2 separate regions of the Homo sapiens genome follow, and region 2 is linked to region 1. The links are chromatin loops, found by intact Hi-C in ENCODE. Cell type or tissue: PC-9. All regions are shown on one strand. Each heading gives the region's core, and the rest is flanking DNA. Links, peaks and the distances in the headings are about the cores only. Region 1 has its middle 8.0 kb from the start of METTL27. Region 2 holds the start of CLDN3 (claudin 3).

The links. A loop is a pair of places that touch in the nucleus more often than their neighbours do. Peaks named below come from ENCODE experiments on the same cell type or tissue, not always from the same donor. Only the 100,000 strongest peaks of a DNase experiment are listed, where the experiment ranks them.
Region 2: it touches region 1 in a loop (8-fold over the local background); 6 of 110 quality-filtered maps call a loop at or near these places.

Annotation. Positions count from the first base shown.
Region 1 is chr7:73,845,653-73,855,368 of GRCh38, reverse strand. No RefSeq gene overlaps it. Among named protein-coding and RNA genes, the nearest start is that of METTL27, 8.0 kb to the right of the region's middle. RefSeq lists a silencer at 3,782-3,841 and an enhancer at 9,232-9,521. In PC-9, for the core only: a CTCF peak has its summit at 4,104; DNase peaks (open chromatin) are centred at 3,628, 4,398 and 5,798; H3K4me3 peaks cover 445 bases; H3K27ac peaks cover 4,498 bases.
Region 2 is chr7:73,764,801-73,774,516 of GRCh38, reverse strand. It overlaps CLDN3 (claudin 3), which reads left to right and starts at 4,247. Exons shown (of 1, transcript NM_001306.4): 1 at 4,247-5,520. The coding sequence starts at 4,468. The coding sequence ends at 5,130. In PC-9, for the core only: no CTCF peak of the experiment used is centred there; DNase peaks (open chromatin) are centred at 3,776 and 4,176; H3K4me3 peaks cover 1,668 bases; H3K27ac peaks cover 810 bases.

The DNA of each region.
Region 1 (9,716 bases), core at 919-8,918:
TAAATATTTTAGAGAGGGGGATCTTGCTATGTTGCCCAGGTTATCTGGAACTCTTGGCCTCAAATGGTCCTCCTGCCTCAGCCTCCTGAGTAGCTAAGCTACAGGCATGCGCCACCATAACCGGCTATTTGTGTTTGTGTGTGTGTGTGTGTGTGTGTGTGTGTGTGTGTGTGTGTGTGTGTGTAGAGATGGGGTTTCACTAAGTTGCCCAGGCTGATCTCAAACTCCTGAACTCAAGGGATCCTCTCACCTCAGCCTCCCAAAGTGCTGGAATTACAGGTGTGAGCCACCACTCCTGGCCTGCATTTTTTCTTTCTGAAGATGGTTTTACCCAAGCCAATTACATGCGAAAATAATGATCAAAAAGCAATGAAAGTATGAAGGACCGGATCCTGGTTAAAGAAATAGATTCAGAGATGACAAACTTGGGTTTGAACTGAGCTGCTACAAGAGCTCCTGCCCCAAATTTCATTATCTGTAAAACTGGAAAATACTTAGAACCAGGCAGGGAAAGTTGCGGGGAGAAACCAATGAAATAGAGCCTGTGAGGGGCAGCGTATGGGAGCTGATAAGTAATGAAGTCGGTATCTGTGAAGGAAAAGGAACTCAAGAATTTTTCAAAACAAAATAAGCTACAAATGGGACAAAATTGCTTTCAAATAAGTGCAAACTTGTAAAAAAGAAACCACTCAGGGTGCAAAAATTTTATTAATTCACAAACCAATGTGTGGAAATCATTATTGCAACCAGTTTTCAGGCAATTCACTTGGACATGATTTTCACCCGACATGGAAATTCACATGGGAATTCACATGGAATTCACCCGACATGATTTTGAAATTTGAATTTTAAAAAGCTCACTGCCAAATGTAAAGAAAAATCTTTGCTTCCTTAAAATTAATTCAAAAATTTTTGAATAAAAATGAATGGAAATACTTTAAAAATGTTTTAAAAGGGATATAAAGTCGTCAAACCATCCCATGGTTCAAAAACATTATTCATCCCAAAATAAAGTGCCGAGAAATGGACAAAAAAGCATAAATGCAGGCCGGACACAGTGGCTCACACCTGTAATCCCAGCATTTTGGGAGGCTGAAGGAGGATCGCTTAAGCCTAGGAGTTCAAAGCCAGCCCTACAGCATAACAAGACCCCTGTCTCTACCAAAAAAAAAAATACAAAAATTAGGCAGGAGTGGTAGTGAACACCTGTAGTCCCAGCTACTCAGGAGGCTGTGGTGGGAGGATTGCGTGAGCCCAGGAGGTGGAGGCTGCAGTGAGCTGTGTTTGCGACACTGTACTCCAACCTGAGTGACAGAGCAAGACTGTGTCTCAAAAATAAATACCTAAATAAATTTGAAAATAATCAACATATAACAAAAAGCAATGGAAATTATTCATAACATTCACCAATTCATTTATCAACCAATTTGTTCAGAACCAAACTTTTTAGACATTTGTTTTCTGCCAGCTCACCTAGACCTTTCTCTGCGACATTCTCCCAGCACCCCTGCCCCATCCTCATCCACTCCCTCTTTCTCTAGTTGCTCTTTTTATTTTTGTTTTTGTTTTGTTTTGTTTTGTTTTGTTTGAGACAGTCTCACTCTATCACCCAGGCTGCAGTGCAGTGGAACATTCTTGGCTCACTGCAACCTTTGCTCCCAGGTTCAAGCGATTCTCCCACCTCAGCCTCCCGAGTAGCTGGGACTACAGGCGCACACCACCAGTCCCGGCTACTTTTTGTATTTTTAGTAGAGATGGGATTTTTACCATGTTGGTCAGGCTGGTCTTGAACTCCTGACCTCAGGTGATCCACCTGCCTTGACCTCCCAAAATGCTGTGATTACAGGCATGAGCCACCCCGCCCAGACTCGCCTCAGCTTCTTGAGTAGACTACAGATGCATGTCACCAAGGCTGGCTAATTTAAAAAAAAATTTTTTTTTTGTAGAGGCAGGATCTTGCTATGTTGCGCAGGCTGGTCTTCAACTTCTGGCCTCAAGCAATCCCCCTTCTTCAGCCTCCCAAAGTGCTGGAATTACAGGTGTGAGCTACCACGCCCGGCATCTACCTGCTCTTTTGTCTCATGTCCTAAAGCAAATGTTTCCAGGACATTTCCTAGGGTTTCACAAAGTTAGAAATAAAATAAGAAAAAATAAAATGTTCCTCAAAGCCCCCTCACCTCTCTGTTTAAACCATACTGTGGGTCGGGCACAGGGGCTCACACCTACAATCCCAGCACTTTGGGAGGCCAAGGCAGGTGGATCACCTGAAGTCAGGAGTTCGAGACCAGCCTGGCCAACATGGCGAAACCCTGTCTCTACTAAAAATGCAAAAATTAGCCGGGTGTGGTGGTGCATGCCTGTAATCCCAGTTACTCAGGAGGCTGTGGCAGGAGAATCGCTTGAACCTGGGAGGCGGAGGTTGCAGTGAGCCAAGGTCACGCCACTGCACTCCAGCCTGGGTGACAGAACAAGACTGTGTCTCAGAAAAATAAATAAATAAATAAATAGTAAACCATATTGTTGAAAGAAGTCCTGCAGCCCCTCACGGCCACCACCAGCCACCGCCACTGCCCTGGCCCAAGTCACCAAGCAAAGCCAAAAGCTGTGAGAGCCTGGGGGAAATGTTTGCAACGCTGCAAACAGTATCCACAATCTGAAGTATCCAAGGAACTCTTACAAATCAGTAAGATAAAATTAAATGACCCACATGGAATTTTGGTTAGCCAGAAGGAGTGAGTTCAAGACATGTGTTGTACATCACACTAACTATAGTTGATAACAATCTCGTGTACACTTGAAAATTGCTGGCTAGGCACTGTTGTTCAAGCCTGTAATCTCGCTCAGCACTTTGGGAGGCCAAGGCAGGTGGATTGCTTGAGCTCAGGAGTTGGAGACCAGCCTGGGAAGCATATTGAGACCTTGTCTCTATTTAAAAAAAAAAACGCAAAAATTAGCCAGGCATGGTGGCACGCACCTGTGGTCCCAACTACTTGGAAGACTGAGGTAGGAGGATTTCTTAAGCCCAGAAGGCAGGGGTTACAGTGAGTGGAGATTGCACCACTGCACTCCAGCCTGAGCAACAGAACAAGATCCAGGCAGGAGGGAGGGAGGGAAGGAAAGAATGAAGGAGGGAAGGCGGGAAGGAGGGAAGCAGGGAAGGGAGGGAGGGAGGGAAGGAAGGAAGGGAAAAGAGAGACAGAAAGAGGGAAAGGAAAGGAAAGGAAGAAAGGAAGAAAGAAAGAGAAAGAAAGAAAGAAGGAAAGGACGGAGGGAGGAAGGAAGGGAGGGATAAAAGAGAGAAAGAAAGAGAGAGAGGAAGGGAAGGAGGAAGGGGGAAGGAAGGGAGGAAGGAAGGGAGGAAGGATGGAAGGAAGGGAGGAAGGTTGCCAAGAGAGTAGATTTTAAATGTTCTCACTGCAAACTAATGATATGAGTATGTGAGGTGATGCATAAGTTAAAGGGCTTGCTTAGTCATTCAACAATACATCCCTATATCAAAATGTCATGTCATACACCATTAATATATACGGTTGTTCCTTGTCAGTTAAAAATAGGGAAAGGGAAAAAAATCAAACGACCCAATGGAATACAACAGCAAAAGCCATTCACAGAAAAGGAAACTCCAGGAGCCAATAAACTGATGGAAAGAGGTTCAACCTCATTAGTCATTAGGGAGGAATGCACATTGAAACCACAGTGAGATATGATCTCACCCTCATTTGCAAAAACAAAAAAGTCTACAGCACACGTGCGTTGATGACTCTGTAGGCTAACCAGAGTCTCAGACACTGCCTGTACCCTGATTCAGTAGTGCCCTTCTGGTTTTTAGTCTCTGGGTGCCACCCATGGTAAGAATTGTATTAAACAGCCTGGACGCAGTGGCTCACATCTGTAATCCCAGCACTTTGGGAGGCCAAAGTGGGAAGATCGCTTGAGGCCAGGAGTTGGAGACCAGCCTGGACCACATAGGGAGACCCAGTCTCTATGAAATATTTTTAAAAATTAGCTGAGCATAATAGTGCATGCCTGTCAACTCAGCCACTCAGGAGGCTGAGGCAGGTGGATCACTTGAGCCCAGAAGGTTGAGACTGTAGTGAGCTAGGATTGTGCCACTGCACTCCAGCCTGGGCGACAGAGTGAGATCTTGTCTCTAAAAAGAAAAAAAAAGAAAAAAAAAGTATTGCACAAAGCTGTTCATTAAACACACATGTGAAACTGAAGCAAGAGCCTAACAAAACAATAATTACTCCTACTACATGCAGTATGCTCTTCTAATATCTGTTCATTCTATTTCACAACCAGCTGAATTGTTTTCACTACCCTCCAGTGGGTTAAAGCATTCCTTCCAGAAACATCCACTTGTGAACAAAGAGACATGTGCATGGCAATGTTATTTCCTATCCCCAGGAAAGGGGAGCTGTATCAGCTGGGTGTGTCAGCTTGAGGCTTGAGGGATGACTAAGCGGTGGTGAAAACGAACCCAGTCCGCAAGCATCAACACAGAAAGAGCTCATAAATGGCTGGGCATGGGGGCTCATGCTGGTCATCCCAGCACTTTGGGAGGCCAAGGCGGGCAGACCACTTGAAGTCAGGAGTTTAAGACCAGCTGGGTAACTTGGTGAAATCCCATCTCCACTAAAAAGACAAAAAATTAGCCGGGCCTGGTGGTGCATGCCTGTAGTCCCAGCTGCTCGGGAGGCTGAGGCAGGAGAATCGCTTGAACCCAGGAGGCGGAGGTTGTAGTGAGCCGAGATCGCGCCTCTTCACTCCAGCCTGGGCGACAGAGCAAGACTCCATCTCAAAAAAAAAAAAAAGCCACTGAAGCAGAGTTGAAGGAAGAGTGGGGCAACATGGCAAAACCCCACCTCTACGAAAAATACAAAAAAAAATTAGCTGGGTGTGGTGGTGCACGTCTGTAGTCCCAGCTGCTCGGGAGGCTGAGGTGAGGGGATTTTCCCGGCTGGAAAATAGTGCAAAGGCCCTGTGATAGCCTTGGCACAGTCCAGGAACAGCAGAGGCCAGAGTGGCGGATCAAGGAAAAGAGACGCTACAGATAAGGAGAGGAAAGAAGCTGGATTTTAGGTTTTAAGCAGGGGCGTAAACTCATCAGATGGATACTGTAAAAACGCCACTCTGGCTGGGCTCAGTTTGTTAACTATTGAAACGCTCATGAAGAAATACATGGGGAGTTATTACACTAGTCTCTTCTTTTGTGTGTGTTTGAGATTTTCTTCTTCTTTTTTTTCTTTTAGTTTTTTCAGACAGAGTCTTGCTGTGTTGCCCAGGCTGAAGTGCAATGGCGTGATCTTGGCTCACTGCAACCTCTGCCTCCCCGGTTCAAGTGATTCTCCTGCCTCAGCCTCCCAAGTAGGTGGGATTACAGGCATGCACCACCATCCCTGGATAATTTTTGTACTTTTAGTAGAGACAGGGTTTTGCCATGTTGGCCAGGCTGGTCTTGAACTCCTGATCTCAAGTGATCCACCCACCTTGGCCTCCCAAAGTACTGGGATTACAGGTGTGAGCCACCGCACCTGGCTGGTGTAGTTTGAGTCCACAGGATTTGCTGATGAACAGGGTGCGAGATGGGAGAAAAACAGCTTGAGCTGAGCCCCTGAGTGCAAGGTGGTTCAGGGGCATTTGCAGAGACGGGCCCTGAAGAGGAGCAGATTTGGGAGTGGAAAGAATCACTCTCGGGTCTGGGCTCGTTGCCAGACCTGTGGCCTCCAAGGAGATGTCAGTTTCATGGCTGGGTGAACAAGTCCAGAGTTCAGGGGAGAGCCAAGACTAGAAGTCATCAATTTGGGAGTCACCCACAAATAAACAGTATTTAAAACCACGGGACTAGATGAGATCACCTAGGAAGTGGGTGTACACAGAGAAGGAAGAAGACCCAGGACAGAGCCGGGGGCCTCTCCTAAGCTTAGAGGTAGGAGAAGAGCAAGGAGGAGGCGGTGAAGAAGATGAGGTAGGAAGAAAACTCCAAGGAAGGGAAGTTGCCATCTGGTCCTCAACAGCCCCCACACCCCATCAGCACCAAGGTCACCCCCTCCTCAGCAGCCCCTGACTCTTGACACTCCAGCTCTTGCCAAGTAACTGCAACAGCCTCGGAACTTGCGGTTCACCCAGCTGGCTCTCCCTGCCGCCTTCTGGAGCCATCTTGGTAAAATGCAAATCTGAAGCCACAACTCCCCATTACACATTCAGGGTTAGAAAGCACGTCCATAGACCAGGCGTGGTGGCTCATGCCTGTAATCCCAGCACTTTGGGAGGCCGAGGCAGGCAGATCACCTGAGGTCAAGAGTTTGAGACCAGCCTGGCCAGCGTGGCAAAACCCCATCCCTACTAAAAATACAAAAAAAATTAGCTGGGCGTGGTGGCACATGCCTGTAGTCCCAGCTACTTGGGAGGCTGAGGCAGGAGAATTGCTTGAACCCAGAAGGCAGAGGTTGCAGTGAGCCAAGATTGCACCACTACACTCCAGCCTGGGCAACAGAGTGAGACTCCATCAAGAAAGGAAGGAAGGAAGAAAGGAAGGAAGAAAGGGAGGGAGGGAGGGAAAGGAAAGGAAAGGAAAGGAAAGGAAAGGAAAGAAAGAAAGAAAGAAAGAAAGAAAGAAAGAAAGAAAGAAAGAAAGAAAGAAAGAAGGAAGGAAGGAAAGAAAAGAAAGAAAGAAAAAGAAAAGAAGGAAGGAAGGAAGGAAGGGAGGGAGTCCATAGCCTGGGGACCAAGCTCTCCATGGCCTGGGTCCTGCACACATCAAAATGGACACCTGTAACATTCCCCGCTCATCACACAGGTGCACATGAAGGAACACACGCCCTCACACCCCAGGAGCAGCACAGGAGCCCGCACTGTGGCAGGCCAGGTCTCCCCAACAACTGTTTCAGTACTGACTGAGTGGTTAATTTAAATATTAAAAGCCAGTGCCCTTATACAAAGGCTGGGATGTAACAAAAGCCCACCAAGAGTTTTGCCCAGGCCTTTCCTGGGCCTTAAATCACGACAAAATAATGAAGGAATTCTTAACAGGACCATTTAGAATTAAGCAAGTTTTATTTTGGGTCTGAAGAAACTCCCCAGGCCTCCACAAACAAATTTATTGGCGGTCTGAAGGAACTCCTCAAACCTCCATGATTTAGCAGGAGATAACAGGAATCACCCCAGCACCTGGACCCATTTAGATAAGTAAATTTACTGAGGTTCCAGAGGAAGAGCTTCGGGACTCAGACCTTAGTCATGGATTAAAAGAAATTAATCACTTATGTCTTCAGATGAATGCACACTTACACATAGACGTATAGCTTAGAAGGTGTATAAGCTCTGGAAAACTTTGTAACTTTGAGTTAGTCGGGTGATAATTTCCACGCCTTCTCCCTGTAAACGGTTACAGAAATAAAAACTCTCTTCCTCCCCAGTTTGTGTGCATCTCGTTATTGGGCCACAAGAAGTAGCAGCCCGACCCTCAGTTTGGTCTGGGAACAGTACCACAAGCCATTCTCCCCTCCCTCCTTCCTGGATGGAAAGCTCACACCCCACACCTGAGCCTCAAAGTGCCAGATCACAGTTTCCCAGCTTCTGTGGCTTCTGGAAATACCCTCCTCCCATAGAAAGAAAGAGAAAGGCCAGGTAGGTTCCTCACACATGTAATCCCAGCATTTTGAATGCCAAGGAGGGAGGATGGCTTGAGCCCAGGAATTGGAGACCAGCCTAGGCAACATAGCAAGACCCCATCTCTACAATTTTTTTTTTTTAATTAACCAGGCTTGGTGGCAAGCACCTGGAGTCCCAGCTACCCAGGAGGCTGAGGCAGAAGGATTGCTTGAGCCCAGGACGTAGAGGCTGCAGTGAGCTAGGATTGTATCACTGCACTCCAGCCTGAAAACAGAGCAAGACCCCTCTCAAAAAAATAAAATTAAAATTAAAAATATAAAGGACAAAAGGGAGAGAGGGAGGGAGGAAGGGAGGGAGGGAGGGAGGGAAGGAGAAACAAGGAAAAGCTCCTGCCATTCCTAGCCTACTTTGGGCTTTGTTTTGTTTGTATTTTTTTCTTTGAGATGGACTCGCTCTGTTGCTAGGCTGGAGTGCAATGGCGCAATCCTGGCTCACTGCAACTTCCGCCTCCCAGGTTCAAGCAATTCTCCTGCCTCAGTCTCCCGAGTAGCTGGGACTACAGGTGCCCGCCAGCATGCCCAGCTAATTTTTGTATTTTTAATAGAGACAGGTTTTCGCCATGTTGGCCAGGCTGGTCTCGAACTCCTGACTTCAAGCGATCCACCCACTTCGGCCTCCCAAAGTGCTAGGATTACAGGCATGAGCCACCACACCTGGCCTGCCTTGGGCTTTGAATGTAAGGATGCAAGGAATGTTCAAGTTGCTGCCACCATTTGTGACCAGAAGGAGCCAACAGTGCAAACACACAATGTGGCAAGTGAGAGGTTGGCACCAGGGCCCTTGTGAGATCAGTGGGCCCCTGGCCTGGCCCCTGTGCTGCTGACCACTGGCCTTCTTGCTGTAAGAAAAATACCAAACCCCTAATATTTAAACCACTTGGGGTTGGTTTTTGTCGTGTTTTTTTTTGTTTTTTTTTTTTTGTTTTTTTGAGACAGTGTCTGCTCTGTTGCTCAGGCTACAGTGCAGTGGCACAGTCCTAGCTCACTGCAGCCTCAACCTCCTGGGTTCAAGCGATCCACCTCAGCCTCCTGAGCAGTTGGGACCACAGGCACGTACCACCACACCCAGGTAATTTTTGAAGTTTTTTGTAGAGACAGGGTCTTCCTATGTTGCCCAGGCTGGTCTCAAACTCCTGGGCTCAAGCGATCCTCCAGCCTCGGCCTCCCAAAGTGCTGGGATTACAGGTGTGAGCCACTGCACCCAGCCAATGGATCATTTTAATACATCTCCCACCCCAAACTGTTTTCTCTTCCCCAAGCCCCCAAGCTCCCTCTGTCACTTTGGCAGCAACTAGACTTGGTGGGAGGGGAAGCTTGATATCCACGGCCCGTAGTATGTAGGGTCCAGCCCTATGGGGCTTAGCGGGTGTTCTCCCCGTGTGCGGAGATGAGAGATAGTAATAAATAAAGACACAAGACAAAGAGATAAAGAGAAAACAGTTGGGCCCGGGGGACCACTACCATCAAGATGCAGAGACCGGTAGTGGCCCTGAACCGGCTGGAAGTGCTGATATTTATTGCATAGGAGACAAGGGGGCAGGGTAAGGAGGGTGAATCTTCTAAGTGATTGACAAGGTGAAGCAAGTCACATGATCGTAGGACAGGGGGCCCTTCCCTCTTAGGTAGCCGAAACAGAGAGAGAGAAGGCAGCATACGTCAGCGTTTTCTTCTATGCATTCATAAGAAAGACCAAATACTTTAAGACTTTCAGTATTTCTTCTATCGCTGTCTACTACGAACTTCAAAGAGGAACCAGGAGTAGAGGAGGAACATGAAAGTGAACAGGGAGCATGACTATTGAAGCACAGCCCCACAGGGAGGGGTTTAGGCCTCCGGATGACTGCGGGCAGGCCTGGGTAATATCCAGCCTTCCACAAGAAGCTGCTGGAGCAGAGTGTTCCCTGACTCCTCCAAGGAAAGGAGACTCCCTTTCGTGGTCTGCTAAGTAACGGGTGCCTTCCCAGACACTGGCGTTACCGCTTGACCAAGGAGCCCTCAAGTAGCCCTTATGTGGGCGTGACAGAAGGCTACCTCTTGCCTTCT
Region 2 (9,716 bases), core at 987-8,986, 81 kb after region 1:
ATTATTGAGTTGTAGGAATCATGGTAGGTATTGAGCAAAAAGCTGATTGGAGCTGTGTTTGCCCAGAGGCAAAGTCTTATTTGCAAAGTCCCTGAAGTTTGGCCTCTGGGCATGAAGCTCTGTCCTGCTGGCCTCATCTCAGTGCAGCCCTGCCCAGCAGGTCCACCTCCCCCAGGCTCAGGGACAAGCCCCAAACCCAAGCAACTCAGGACAACTCTTGTCTCACAGATGGGGAAACTGAGGCTCAAGGTGGTAAAAGGACTGGCTCAAGCGCTCGTGACCCAGGAGAGCAAAGCCAGGCTCAAGTTCAGATCTACCTTTTCTCTGTACAATTTCTCTGGACATATACATGCCCTGCCTGGCTGTTTTCTGCTTTTATAGCATACTTAACATCGCCTCTATTCTTACCATAACCCTGGAAGTGAGTCATGCAGACACCATTTCCCTAATTTTATAGAGGAGGAAACTGAGGCTAAGAGAGGCGACGTGACTTTCACCAGCCTCAAGGCCAGCAGGCGTAGGGCTCACAGTGCCCAATCCAGGCACAACTGGCAGTGCAGTGGGGACCACTCTGGGCCTCAACCCCTAGTCTAAGCCCAGCCACACCACCTGGAGGGTCTACTTTTCTTCTGGCCCAGAGCCACCCCCACTCACCAGGAAACTGTAGCAGCCAGTAGTCCACTGGAGGACTTGAGTTATATGAACTTCCTCTAGAACAGCTCCACCCAGCACCAGCTGGGCCCTCTGGACTGGCACTCCCAGATCTGCCCAGGCCCTGCCCAACAGGTGCAGCCCAAGACCTTTGCTCCTGAAAGAAGTAGAACCCTGGTTTCCATGAGCCCCTGACACTGTTTCTTACTCTTCTTCTTCTTTTCTTTTTTTTTATTTTTTTGAAATGGAGTCTCGCCCTGTCGCCCAGGCTGGAGTGCAGTGGTACGATCTCAGCTCACTGCAACCACCGCCTCCTGGGTTCAAGCGATTCTCATGCCTCAGCCTCCCGAGTAGCTGGCACTGCAGGTGCATGCCACCACGCCCAGCTAATTTTTGTATTTTTAGTAGAGACGGGGTTTCACCATGCTGGCCAGGCTGGTCTCGAACTCCTGACCTCAGGTGATCCACCCGCCTCAGCTTCCCAAAGTGCTGGGATTACAGGTGTGAGCCACTGCACCCAGCCATGTTTCTTGCTCTTCTATCATTCCAAGGCTTAGGCATTTACAGAAGAGGGCACAGGCTGCATGCCTGTGATTTGAGATATGGAGGCAACCCCAAAAAACCCCAAGGCCCAGCTCAATGGGGTCTCTCTTCTCTCTGGAAGAGCCCTTGACTCCTACAAGATGACCAAGCCCCCTTGACTCAGCACAGCAGTATCCCTTTATCAGTCATTTATGCCAGTAGGAAAGCCTGGGTAGGCAAGGTTGAAGGAACATGAGAAAGTCTTCCCTTCATTCAAGTCACTAAATCGACTCTCTGTTGAGTACCCAACACCATTCTAGGCAATAGGAATGCAGCAGTGAATAAAACCAGCAAAATTCTTGCCTGTTCTGGGACATTACAGATGTCCCAATGGAGCTGACATACTGGAACAGAAAGAAAGAAACAATTTAAAAATTGGCTGGGTGCCATGGCTCATGCCTGTAATCCCAGCACTTTGGGAGGCCAAGGCGGGCAGATCATGAGGTCAGGAGTTCGAGACCACCTGGCCAATATGGTGAAACCCCATCTCTACTAAAAATACAAAAATTAGCTGGGCGTGGTGGCACGTGCCCGTAGTCCCAGCTACTTGGGAGGCTGAGGCAGAAGAATTGCTTGAACCCAGGAGGTGGAGGTTGCAGTGAGCCGAAATTGCACCACTGCACTCCAGCCTGGTCAAAAGAGCGAGATTTCGTTTAAAAAAAAAAATAGGCTGGGCACTGCTGCTCACACCTGTAATCCTAGCACTTCGGGATGCCAAGGTTGGGGGATTGCTTGAGACCAGGAGTTCAAGACTAGCCTGGGCAACACAGTGAGACCCCATCTCTACAAAAAAAAATGAAACAATTAGGTGGGCTTGGTGGTATATGCCTGTAGTCCCAGCTACTTGGGAGGCTATAGCTAGAGGATTGCTTAAGCCCAAGAATTCAAGGCTGCAGTGAGCTATGATAGTACCACTGCACTCCAGCCTGGGTGACAGAGCAAGACACTGTCTCTAAAATAAATAAATAAATAAGTTATTGAACGTTCCCAGCACAAAGAAATAAAAGTTTGAGATGATGAATATGCCAATTACCCTGATATGATTACTATACATTCTATGTATTAAAACATCACTGGGTGTGCCACGCGTAGGTACGATCATTGCCAATTTAAAATTTTTTTAAGTACAATGAAACATAAATAAGAAAAATATAGAATATTGTCCGATGGTGTTACATGCTAAGCAGAATATAAAGTATTAAAGGGGGGCAGGCATTGTGGGGTAAGAAACTGCAATTTTATTTTATTTTATTTTATTTATTTTATTTTGAGACAAAGAGTCTCGCTTTGTCACCCAGGTTGGAGTGCAGGGGTGTGATCTCAGCTCACTGCAACCTCCACCTCCTGGGTTCAAGCAATTCTCTTGCCTCAGCCTCCCGAGTAGCTGGTATTACAGGCGTGTACCACCACGCCTGGCTAATTTTTGCATTTTTAGTAGAGACGGGATTTCGCCACGTTGGCCAGGCTGGTCTGGAACTCCTTACCTCAAGTGATCCACCCGCCTCAGCCTCCCAAAGTGCTGGGATTACAGGCGTGAGCCACCGTACCCAGCCAGAAGCTGCAGTTTTAAATAGGGTGGTCAGGGAAAGACTCACTGAGAGCAAAAAGCTGAAGGCAGTTAGGAGTAAGCTATGTGGATGTCTGCAGGCATGTTCCATGTACAGGGGACAGTAAGTGCAGGGACTCTGAGGCAGGGGCATGTGGTATGCAAGGGCTGCTCTGAGGGGAAGAGAGGGGATGGGGTTAGGAACAGCCCAGGCTGAACCTCCAAGGCCAAATCTGAAGGGCTCTGAGCTTGGTGAAGAAGGGGGAACGATCGTCCAGGTGTGACAGCCAGGGCTTTGAGTGTAGCATTTCTGACTTCCCAACCTTTTTTTTTTTTTTTTTTTTTTTTTTTAAACAGGGTCTGCTCTGATGCCCAGGCTGGAGTGCAGTGGTGCGATCATAGCTCACTGCAGCCTCGAACTCCTGGGCTCAAGTAATTTCCTGCCTGAGCCTCCGGAGTAGTTGGGACTATAGGCACACGCCACCACACCTGGCTAGTTTTTTAATTTTTTGTAGAGACGGGGTCTCACTATTTTGCCCAGGCTGGTGTCGAACTCCTGGTCTCAAGCAATCCTCCCTTCTCAGCCTCCCAAAGTGCGAGGATTACAGGAGTCAGCCACCACGGTGCTCGGTCCTGCCCGATTTCCCACTTTTGCGGAGATCGAACCTCTTTCACCACCATTTCATTAAGGTGGGCCTCAGCCCTGACTCAGGCTCAAAGGGAGGGAGGACAGGGCTCGGAGAGGGGAGGGGACTCAATGGGAGGAGGGGGACTTCTGGGAGGGGAGAGCAGCTTAGCTAAAGGCATGCAGGCTCACGGCCAGCGATGGGAACTGGAGGGAGAGCTGGAGAGGAATTTGAGCTTAGTTAGGCTTAAGGGCATCTTTTGGGTACCTTTGCGCAGGCAGTCCCTGGCTTCTGGGCCCAGCAATTCCTGGGCTGGACAACCCCACCGCCCGGACTCAGGCTGAGCCTGTGCGACGTGTGTACGGGAGGGGCAGAGCAGCAGGTGCGCGGCTCCTGCAAACAGCCGCGGCCACGCCCACCCTGGTCCTCCCCGCCCCGCCGTTCCGGGGTAATTGGCAGCGCCCCCATCCCCACGCGGCACGTGCCAAAAGCGCCCAAAGTGGTGAGGAGAGAGAAGCCGTGTCAAATTCTTTGGGATTTGCACCCCAAGCCCCTGACGCATCCCGTCCTCGGTTTTGCCCCGGAGAATTCATTCCCGAGCAGAGAGGGACAAGGACCGAGGGGCGGGGGCTGGGTCAGGTCCCGCCCTTCCTTGGCAACCCCCCTACCCCGGCGTTGTGGGCCGCGCAGGGCCAAGTCCTTCCTCCCAGGACGCTCGGTGAAGGTGGGAGGCAGGGGCCACGTCACTGTCCTTAGGCCCTGGAGAGCGCGGCTCCGCCCCTACCGCCCCCACCGGAGCGCTGGGCACTTAGCTAAGACGCACCGGCCCCAGCCCAGGGCCAGCCCAGTCGCCGCCGCCCGCCCACAAAGCCACAGGCAGGTGCAGGCGCAGCCGCGGCGAGAGCGTATGGAGCCGAGCCGTTAGCGCGCGCCGTCGGTGAGTCAGTCCGTCCGTCCGTCCGTCCGTCGGGGCGCCGCAGCTCCCGCCAGGCCCAGCGGCCCCGGCCCCTCGTCTCCCCGCACCCGGAGCCACCCGGTGGAGCGGGCCTTGCCGCGGCAGCCATGTCCATGGGCCTGGAGATCACGGGCACCGCGCTGGCCGTGCTGGGCTGGCTGGGCACCATCGTGTGCTGCGCGTTGCCCATGTGGCGCGTGTCGGCCTTCATCGGCAGCAACATCATCACGTCGCAGAACATCTGGGAGGGCCTGTGGATGAACTGCGTGGTGCAGAGCACCGGCCAGATGCAGTGCAAGGTGTACGACTCGCTGCTGGCACTGCCACAGGACCTTCAGGCGGCCCGCGCCCTCATCGTGGTGGCCATCCTGCTGGCCGCCTTCGGGCTGCTAGTGGCGCTGGTGGGCGCCCAGTGCACCAACTGCGTGCAGGACGACACGGCCAAGGCCAAGATCACCATCGTGGCAGGCGTGCTGTTCCTTCTCGCCGCCCTGCTCACCCTCGTGCCGGTGTCCTGGTCGGCCAACACCATTATCCGGGACTTCTACAACCCCGTGGTGCCCGAGGCGCAGAAGCGCGAGATGGGCGCGGGCCTGTACGTGGGCTGGGCGGCCGCGGCGCTGCAGCTGCTGGGGGGCGCGCTGCTCTGCTGCTCGTGTCCCCCACGCGAGAAGAAGTACACGGCCACCAAGGTCGTCTACTCCGCGCCGCGCTCCACCGGCCCGGGAGCCAGCCTGGGCACAGGCTACGACCGCAAGGACTACGTCTAAGGGACAGACGCAGGGAGACCCCACCACCACCACCACCACCAACACCACCACCACCACCGCGAGCTGGAGCGCGCACCAGGCCATCCAGCGTGCAGCCTTGCCTCGGAGGCCAGCCCACCCCCAGAAGCCAGGAAGCCCCCGCGCTGGACTGGGGCAGCTTCCCCAGCAGCCACGGCTTTGCGGGCCGGGCAGTCGACTTCGGGGCCCAGGGACCAACCTGCATGGACTGTGAAACCTCACCCTTCTGGAGCACGGGGCCTGGGTGACCGCCAATACTTGACCACCCCGTCGAGCCCCATCGGGCCGCTGCCCCCATGCTCGCGCTGGGCAGGGACCGGCAGCCCTGGAAGGGGCACTTGATATTTTTCAATAAAAGCCTTTCGTTTTGCACTCGCTGGAGCCTCCTTGTTCCCAGCGCCTCCACCTCCCTGCAGAGCTCCCCCTCGGGGCGGCCTTGGCTGGATCTCGCTCTCCCGGATGGAGCTTAGAGGGAAGATGGGGTTGTAAGCTGAGCTTGGTGATGGCGGGGTGGTCACTTGCCCACTCCCTGGGGATTCGGAAGACAGCCTGTGAGGCCAAAGCCAGCGCCCAATCTAGGAAGCAGGCATGAGCACTTTCCGCACGCCATGGCTGGGGATGGGAGGGGAAGGTGGCAGAGATGTGCCCCTGGGTCTGTGCTGGGAGCCCGGACCCCGCACAATACCCGACACATTCGGAATCTCCCGTGCGCCTTGTGAAAGAGCGCATTCCGTACTGCCATTTCCTATTGGAAAAACGAAAACAAAAAGACCTATTGTTTGGATAAAACACGCCACCAAAAGTAAAACCGGGCCAAATCTTCTCACCTGGGGGAGAGATGAGAAAGGGTCCCCATCTCCTTCCTGGGACCCTCAAGGGAGGGAAAGAGGGAGGACTTAGAAGGGGTATCTCAGAGGGGCTTGAGGCCGGGTCTCACTGGCTCACTCCTAGAGGACGAGGTGGGAGGCTCGCTTGAGCCCAGGAGTTCGAGACCAACCTGGGCTACATAGCAAGACCCTATCTCTACCAAAAAAAAAAAAAATTAACTGGGTATGATGGCATACACCTGTGGTCCCAGCTACTCAGGAGGCTGAAGCAGGAGGATGGCTTGAGCCCAGGAGGTAAAGGCTACCGTGAGCTATGATTGTGCCACTGCACTCCAGCTGGGGCAACAGAGTGAGACCCTGTCTCAAAAACAACAACGACAAAACACACACACACACACACACACACACACACACACACACACCCCAGAGGAGTGGTTAAGGTGAACAGTGTGGAGAGGCACTGGTGCCTTGGAGAAAACACAGGAGATTCAGGCGGGAAAAGGGGCCTGAACCCAGGCACAGGGTGACTTGGTGGGGGCGAGAGATTCAAATGACTGGATGGAACATAAAGGGAGACAGGAAGTGTCAGTAAAGCCCAGGACTCCAGCAAGCAAAGGCCAAGTCATGGAGAGTCCGTATGTGGAATTACAAACTTTGAACCTTACTCTGGGTGTAGGGAGTCATGAAAGGGGAAGTACCTGGTCAGATGCTTTTAACCTCTCCAGCAGCCCCTGTGGAACTGGGATTCAAGGAGAAAGATAAAGGAGGGGAACCACCTAACAGGATATGCCGCCATCTTGGAGTGAAATGATGGTGGCCAGAAATTAGGCAGGGGCAGGGAGTGGGGGCAGAACCTGACAGGGGCTGTTAAAGTGGGCAGGACCCGGGAGCCATTTGGATGTGCAGGGTGAGAGAGGCGAGAATCTAGAAAAGAAGGCTGGAATCTGGGAGTTTCAACTTAGGTCACTGATTGGATAGTGGTATCATTTACCAAAATAGGAGACGGAAAGATGATGGGTTCCATTTTGAACGTATAGAGTTTGGTGAGGCCAGGGCATGGTGGCTCACGCCTGTAATCCCAGCACTTTGGGAGGCCAAGGCTGGAGAGTATCTTCAGCCTAGGAGTCCGAGACCAGCCTGGGTAGCATAGTGAGACCCCATCTCTACAAAAAAATTAAAAATTAGCTAGGTGTGGTGGTATATGCCTGTAATCCCAGCTACATGGGAGGCTGAGGTGGGAGGTTTACTTGAGCCCAGGAGATTGAGGCTGCAGCGAGTAGAGAATGCACCACTGCAATCCAGCCTGGGCGACAGAGTGAGATCTTGTCTCAAAAAATAAATAAATAAAAATAAAATAAATGTAGAGTTTGGCGAGTCTGGAGAACGTCCTGGCAGAGACGTCCAGGAAGTAGGATGACGTCTAGAGATCTCGTAAACCTGAAAGTCGTTGCATAGGGATGGCAACCGAAACCAGGGTCGGGGAAGAAGTCAGTCTAGAAACTCACAGAACAAAAAGAGTTTCAAGGAGGTGGGTGTGGGCAACAGTGTCTGAGGTTGCAGGAGTGGTCAGGCAAGATGAGACCTGAGGAATAGCCACGGAATTCACAGTAGCCAGGTGGTCATTGGTGGCCTTAGCAAGAGGTGTGGAAACGGAAACACTAGATGGAAAAGGGAGTGGGAGGCGAGAGTTGAAACCAGGAGCCGTAGACAATGCGTGCAAGAGATTTGCATAGAAAGGGAATTGTGGCTGGGAGCAGTGGCTCACGCTTGTAACCCCAGCACTTTGGGAGGCCGAGGCGTGGCAGGGGTTGGGGTGAGGGGGATAGCTTGAGCCCAGGAGTTCAAGACAAGCCTGGCCAACATGGTGAAACCCCAACTCTACTAAAAATACAAAAATTAGCCAGGCATGGTGGTGGGCACTGTAGTCCCAGTACTTTGGGAGGATCACTTGAGGTCAGGAGTTCGAGACCAGCCTGGTCAACATGGTGAAACCCCATCTCTACCAAAAATATTAAAAATTAGCCGGGTGTGGTGGCACACGCCTGTAATCCCAGCTACTTGGGAGGCTGAGACAGGAGAATTGCTTGAACCCAGGAGGCAGAGGTTGCAGCAAGCCGAGATCGCACCACTGCACTCTAGCCTAGGTGACAGAGACAGACTCTGTCTTAAAAAAAAAAAAAAAAAAAAAAAAAAGTAGGGGGGTATTGTGGCTGGGGGCAGTGGCTCACGCTTGTAATCCCTGCACTTTGGGAGGCCAAGACGGGAGGATCACCTGATGTCAGGAGTTCAAGACCAGCCCTGCCAACATGATGAACTGGTTGCAGTGAGCTGACATCTCACCGCTGCACTCCAGCCTGGGCAGCAGAGCGAGACTCTGTCTCAAAAAAAAAGAAAAGAAAGGGACTTGTAGGTCGAGCCAGCAACTTGAAGGGAAACGAGGGTTGCACATGTATTTGGGCACTGGGGAGACTTGAAATTTTTTTTTTTTTTAGACAGAGTCTCACTCCATCACCCAGGCTGGAGTGCAGTGGCGTGATCTGGGCTCACTGCAACCTCCACCTCCTGGGTTCAAGCAATTCTCCTGCCTCAGCCTCCCAAGTAGCTGGGGTTATAGGTGTGTGCCACCACACCTGGCTCATTTTTTGTATTAGTAGTAGAGACGGGATTTCACCACATTGGCCAGGCTGGCATCAAACTCCTGATCTCAGGTGATCTGCCTGCCTGGGCTCCCAAAGTGCTGGGATTATAGTACAGGCGTGAGCCACTGCGCCTGGCCCAATTTTTTTTTTTTTTTTTTTTTTTTGAGACAGAGTGCAGGCTGGAGTGCAATGGCGAAATCTCGGCTCACCGCAACCTCCGCCTCCCAGGTTCAAGCGATTCTCCTGCCTCAGCCTCCCAAGTAGCTGGAATTACGGGCATATGCCACCATGCCTGACTAATTTTGTATTTTTAGTAGAGACAGGGTTTCTCCATGTTGGTCAGGTTGGTCTCAAACTCCCGACCTCAGGTGATCCGCCTGCCTCAGCCTCCCAAAGTGCTGGGATTACAGGCGTGAGCCACCATACCCAGCTGGCCTTTTTTTTTTCTAAATTATTGTATCTCAAATGTTTTGGATACTGGGCATGATGGCTCATGTCTGTAATCCTAGCACCTTGGGAGGCCAAGGTGGGAGGATCATTTGAGGCCAGGAGATTGAGACCAGCCTGGACAATATAGCAAGGACCCCATCTCTACAAAAAAATTTAAAAGTTAGCCAGGCATGGTGGTGCATGCCTGTAGTCCCAGTTACACGGGAGGCTGAGATGGGAGGATCACTTGAGCCAAGGAGTTCGAGGCTACAGCAAGCTATGATTTCACCACTGCACTCCAGCCTGAGTGACAGGCTGTCTCTAAAAACACAAACACAAACACAGCCTGGGCAACATAGCAAAACCCCATCTCTACAAAGCATACAAAAATTAGCTGGGCGTGGTGGCAGGCACCTGCAATCCCAACTAATCGGGAGGCTGACGCAGGAGAATCGCTAGAACCCGGGATGCGGAGGTTGCAGTGAGCCGAGATCGCACCACTGCACTCCAGCTTGGGAGACAGTGAGACTCCATCTCAAAAAAAAAAAGAAAAAAAAAATCAGCCGAGTGTGGTGGCATATGCCTACAGTTTCAGCTACTCTGGAGGCTGACGTTGGAGGATCACCTCAGCCTAGAGAGGTCAAGGCTGCAGTGAGACATGATCACGCCACTG